Linked DNA regions of Homo sapiens: region 2 is linked to region 1. The links are chromatin loops, found by intact Hi-C in ENCODE. Cell type or tissue: mammary epithelial cell. All regions are shown on one strand. Each heading gives the region's core, and the rest is flanking DNA. Links, peaks and the distances in the headings are about the cores only.

Region 1 (2,924 bases), core at 146-2,645:
TATGGTTTTAGGTCTAACATTTAAGTCTTTAATCCACCTCGAATTAATTTTTGTATAAGGTGTAAGGAAGGGATCCAGTTTCAGCTTTCTACACATGGCTAGCCAGTTTTCCCAGCACCATTTATTAAATAGGGAATCCTTTCCCCATTGCTTGTTTTTTTCAGGTTTGTCAAAGATCAGATGGTTGTAGATGTGTGGTATTATTTCTGAGGGTTCTGTTCTGTTCCATTGGTCTATATCTCTGTTTTGGTACCAGTACCATGCTGTTTTGGTAACTGTAGCCTTGTAGTATAGTTTGAAGTCAGGTAGCGTGATGCCTCCAGCTTTGTTCTTTTGGCTTAGGATTGTCTTCACAATGCGGGCTCTTTTTTGGTTTCATATGAACTTTAAAGTAGTTTTTTCCAATTCTGTGAAGAAAGTCTTTGGTAGCTTGATGGGGATGGCATCGAATCTATAAATTACCTTGGGCAGTATGGCCATTTTCATGCTATTGATTCTTCCTATCCATGAGCAGGGAATGTTCTTCCATTTGCCTGTATCCTCTTTTATTTCGTTGAGCAGTGGTTTGCAGTTCTCCTTGAAGAGTTCCTTCACATCCCTTGTAAGTTGGATTCCTAAGTATTATATTCTCTTTGAAGCAATTGTGAATGGGAGTTCACTCATGATTTGGCTCTCTGTCTGTTATTGGTGTATAAGAATGCTTGTGATTTTTCCACATTGATTGTGTATCCTGAGACTTTGCCTAAGTTGCTTATCAGCTTAAGGAGATTTTGGACTGAAACGATGGGGTTTTCTAAATATACAATCATGTCATCTGCAAACAGGGACAATTTGACTTCCTCTTTTCCTAATTGAATATCTTTATTTCTTTCTCCTGCCTGATTGCCCTGGCCAGAACTTCCAACACTATGTTGAATAGGAGAGGTCAGAGAGGGCATGGGTCCCACACCCACGAAGCCTCGCTCATTGCTAGCACAGCAGACTGAGATGGAACTGCAAGGCGGCAGCGAGGGTGGGGGAGGGGCGCCTGCCATTGCTGAGGCTTGAGCTGGTAAACAAAGCAGCTGGGAAGCTCGAACTGGGTGGAGCCCACCGCAGCTCAAGGAGGCCTGCCTGCCTTAGTAGACTCCACCTCTGGGGGCAGGGCATACCCGAACAAAAGACGCAGAAACCTCTGCAGACTTAAATGTCCCTATGTGACAGCTTTGAAGAGAGTAGTGGTTCTCCCAGCATGGAGTTTGAGATCTGAGAACGGACAGACTGCTTACCTTCTTATTAAAAAGATTTTGGATGCTGACCAAAAGTAATATCTGTGGTCAAGAAGGATTAGGGGAACTATCTTTATCTAGTCAGAGACCAGAGACCCTCTCTTTTATCTGGTCAGAGATCCTCCTTTTCTGCACCATTTTCTAATGGAATGTATAAAATGTGAAGCTACGTATACTTGTACTTGTTACAACAGAGAGAGCAAGTTCATCTCTGTAAATTACTAAGATAAGTAAAGGAAAGAATGTTAACTGAAACTATTAATCATGAGTTGAGAACTGAGAGAGTTCCAGAGAAGAGTTGTCATAGCACTAAGTGAAAGCCATTTATCAATGTGGAAGGCATGAGTGCAAATATGTAGGGAGGCTCTTCATATAAATAAAAAGGAAAGGATCTGCACCCTGGAGGAAGGTTCCAGCTGATATGATAAGGGGGGTGACTTCATATATCAGATCATCCATTTGAGGAGATAAAAATCTGGAATAATGTGCCCCAAGACAGACTCCCTCTTCAGAATTCTGTGAAGGTGCCTTCTTTAGAGCCACTTGGAGTTGTCTTGTTCCCTTTCGGGTTTTTTTTTTTTTTTTTCCTAAGACGAGGTCTCACTGGAGTGCAATGGCACGGTTATAGCTCACTACTGCAGCCTCCAACTCTTGAGTTCAAGCAATCCTCATACCTCAACCTCCTGAGAAGCTAGGACTACAGGTGGACACCACCATGCCTGACTAATTTTTATCATTTTTTTAGTCGAGACGAAGTCTTGCTATGTTGCCCAGGCTGGTCTCAAATACCTGGGCTCAAGCAATCCTCCTGTCTGAGCCTCCCAAAGTGCTGAGATTACAAGCATGAGCCACTGCACCTGGCCTGGCCTGTTGTCTTTAGGAATCCTTATTGTATCACCTTTCTCCCCTTCATTTCGTTCCTCTATCTTTTGTTCTTCAGAGAAACACAGGGGTGTGGGAAATAATAAGCAACCCATTAAGCAGTCATTTAAAGAAGCCAAGTTCTAATTTTTTCTAGATTCTTAAGATCATATTGGCACTATTTGTCTAACAAAGAAAGTTAATTGCAACCTTAATATAGTTTTTAAAATTACTTACTGTCTGTGATCCAAATAAAATGTAAGCAATATGAAGACAAGGATTTTATCCTTATTGTTCAATGCTTTGTGCCCAGCACCTAGAAAAATGTCTAGACGATGTGATAGGAGTTATTAAGAAATTATTTTAGGCAGATAGAGAGGAAAAGGGGTCCTTGGGAAGTTTTCATTTTTTTAAAAAGCATCTCCAGAAAAGTTTCCTGTAAAGCCCCTGCTCTTAGAGCCAGGCTGGCAACCTTTGATATGCAAAAACAGGCCATTAGAAACTGGGTCCACCCAAACATAGTGATTCCCAGGGTCTTCTTGACCTTGCCCCACATGTTCCTGGTAACATGGCCACCCCCACATATCCCCACGTGTGTAGAACATCATGGCGCCCTTCATTTGCATATTAGGGTGGGAGGGCCAGCTTTTTCATGGGTTACATGAATGACATGCCTGGTCAAACCAATCCCCTGAGTCCTATGCAAATCAGACACCGCTTCCTCCAGCCTCTGCATATATCTGGCTGGTATCCATCGCACTTGGGGTTGGTTCCCTCTCTCTACTTTGGAGCACG
Region 2 (2,924 bases), core at 222-2,721, 77 kb before region 1:
AATTACTACATGTATATTACATTTGCTGTGTGCCTATTGTATGCCTAAATTTGCATATATGTTAACATTAATCCAGTCGTTTCTTCAACTAATGTTAATTAAATGATCAATTGTAATCTGCTTATATTAAGTATCTTTGGGATATGACAATGAACAAAATAGCCAATGTTCCTGCTCTGTGAACCTTATGGAGGTGGTAATTTTATATAGACGTAAGTGCTGTGAGGAGAGTTCAACAAGATAATGTGGTAATGGCTGGGGGCTGTTTTTACTAGATGGTTAGGGAAGACTTATGTGAGGAGGCATGACAGAGCCAGCCAGGTATGACTTCACATGCAAACACTCATAAGATCAGAATGAGTTAGGAACATTCCAGGAACAAAGGACCATCAATATGGCTAGAAAGATATGGCCAGGAGATCAAGTGATTGGACACAAGCGGGAAAGAGAGAGAGAGGGCGAGAGAGAGGGAGAGGAGCCAGATCTTGTAGGATCTTGAAGGCCATGTTGAAGAGACTACATTTCATTTTAAATGAGTTAAGAAATCATTGGAGGAGAATTTTGAACAAGAAAGTGAGGTGATCTATTGCATGCATTTAAAATGTCATTCTGGTTCTTGTGTTGAGAATAACGTGGAGGAAAGACTAAGCAGAGAGAACATTTTGGAAACTATTGAGAAGTCTGGTGAGTCAGAATGGAAGACGGTAAGAAGAGGCCACATCTGGGACTCATATTAAAGTGAGCATTCTTCAAACTTGCTAAAATATTGAATGTAGGCATGAGAGTAAGAAAGTAATCAAGTATAAGTCTTCTGTTTCTGTGTTGAGAAATTGGGTGAAAGATCCTGCTATTTCATAAGTTGGGGAAAGCCGGGGACAAAATTTTTTTTCATTAAGGAAAGGGAAGCCGAGAGTTCCATATTGGACTTATTAAGTCTAGGACATATTAGACATTTATAATCCTTGCAAAAATCTTACAAGATTGATATTATCATCATTCCATTTTACAAGCAAGGGAATGAATATTCAGGAATGTATTAAGTCTTGTCATCCTGAGAAGTGAAACTAGAATCCTTTCTTGTGTCTTTCTAGTATCATAGTACCTGATGCTATGGTCTTGAATGTTTGTGTCACTCTGAAATGCCTATGTTGAAATCCTAACCACCAAGGTAATATATTAGGAAGTGGGAACTTTGGAAGGTGATTAAGTCATGAGGGTGGAGCATTCCATGAAAGTGATTAGTGCACTTAAAAAGGAGGCATGAGGGAGCTTGGTCGCTCTTTCCACCATATAAGGACACAGTGAAAAGACACCATCTACTAACCCGAAAGTAGATCCTCACTAGACACTGAACCTGCTGGAATCTTGATTTTGAATTTCCCAGCCTCTAGAACTGTGAGAAATAAATTCCTTTTGTTTATGAACTACCCAGTTTATAGTATTTTGTTACAATAGCCAAAACAGCCTGAAATACCTGAGGGGCTTTTAAAGTGCCCTATTGCTTCCCTATAAGGTATCCAATAGATTTTATGATCCTTCCTTGAGGGCAGAGGTTACTCAGTAGGATTCTCCATATCATTTAACATCAGCTATGTAAAACGTGTTTCTGTAAAAACAAATCATCCAAAATATTTTACAGTTTAAATCTTACATATACGCATTACATTGGAAACTTTGAAAGTGGAGTCACTTTCCTCTGACTGGAGGAGTATAGTCTTCCTAAGAGGCATCCTTCCATATCCTCAACAGAGAAGGCAAACTGGGACAGTGGGAAGAGTACCTTTCGTCTTTATACTTAAGTACCTGAGAACTGCTTTATCGTGTACCTTGGCTTCGAAGAAAAAGCTAAGCTGTTATGTTGGTAAGCAAACTAAAAGAACTAAAACAAGTAGGCAGACTTCACAAACACATAAATTACAAAATACAAGTCTGCCTTAACAATCTCCGAATCATGCGTTACAATTCATTTTTATTGAGACCATCTTAAAAGCTATGGTTTTATTAATAATTTAAGTGACTGTGATAAAGATGGTCTACGTCACTTTTTAAAAAACAGACATTTGTGTATTACTAAAAGCCTTTATGAATTATATAGTAACCTTCCTGATTCCAATAGCTAGAATCTTCCTATTCATTAGCCCCGTGAAACATTCATACTAGTCTCTGCCTAGGGAGTGATTTTTCACTGTACTCAGAGAGCTTCCATTTATATTAATGTGCATATGCATAACAAGAGTAACTCTTTAGTTCTCTTAAACTTTCTAATAGTTGCTATGTTGTACCGCAGAAATAGCCATGTTTTTATGAGTACATTTCTTATTTCAGTTGATTCAATCTGCCTTTTCTTTTTCTAAAACTATTAAGCTGGATAAAGAGCTTTGATCTTTTTCAGTATTCTGCTTGAGTGAACCTTGTATGGAGCAAAATGATGCTTGCACAACAACTACAGGGAAGACGAAGCGCATATGGCAAACAATTTTCTCAGACAACTGGGCCCTTTGATTCAGTCCAGTTCAGTGATTAAGGCAGTGATTAAGAGTGCAGGATCTGGAGTCCCACTTTCTGGGTTCAAATCCCAGATCTACCAGTTATTAGCTCTCTGAGTCTGGTCTTCATCTGCAAAGTAATCATAATAGTAGTATCTGCTTCAGAGATTGTTTGAAGATTTAACCAGTAAATACACCTTTGTTTTTCTTACAATTGTTTCTGGAGTTTGACCACAAATATGTAACATGTATTTAATTTCCATTTTACCAAGTATTTGATCTTTTTCTCCTTAAAGCAATTGTCATTCAACAGAGAAAAAAAAATCAGAGTTCATGGCCTGATTGTGGAAATGAGTAAAGAGAAGGTAGAGCTAATTCAGACCTATGCATCAATAATATGCCTCACAAAGTAGAAACATATATAAACTTCAATAGAAG

The links. Hi-C counts contacts between places; a loop is a spot of excess contacts. Peaks named below come from ENCODE experiments on the same cell type or tissue, not always from the same donor. Only the 100,000 strongest peaks of a DNase experiment are listed, where the experiment ranks them.
Region 2: it touches region 1 in a loop (2.3-fold over the local background); 3 of 110 quality-filtered maps call a loop at or near these places.

What each region holds. Positions count from the first base shown.
Region 1 is chr7:121,436,764-121,439,687 of GRCh38, reverse strand. No RefSeq gene overlaps it. Among named protein-coding and RNA genes, the nearest start is that of FAM3C, 42 kb to the right of the region's middle. RefSeq lists an enhancer at 959-1,253. In mammary epithelial cell, for the core only: no CTCF peak of the experiment used is centred there; a DNase peak (open chromatin) is centred at 1,537; H3K27ac peaks cover 978 bases.
Region 2 is chr7:121,513,662-121,516,585 of GRCh38, reverse strand. No RefSeq gene overlaps it. Among named protein-coding and RNA genes, the nearest start is that of FAM3C, 120 kb to the right of the region's middle. In mammary epithelial cell, for the core only: no CTCF peak of the experiment used is centred there; DNase peaks (open chromatin) are centred at 365 and 1,165; H3K27ac peaks cover 880 bases.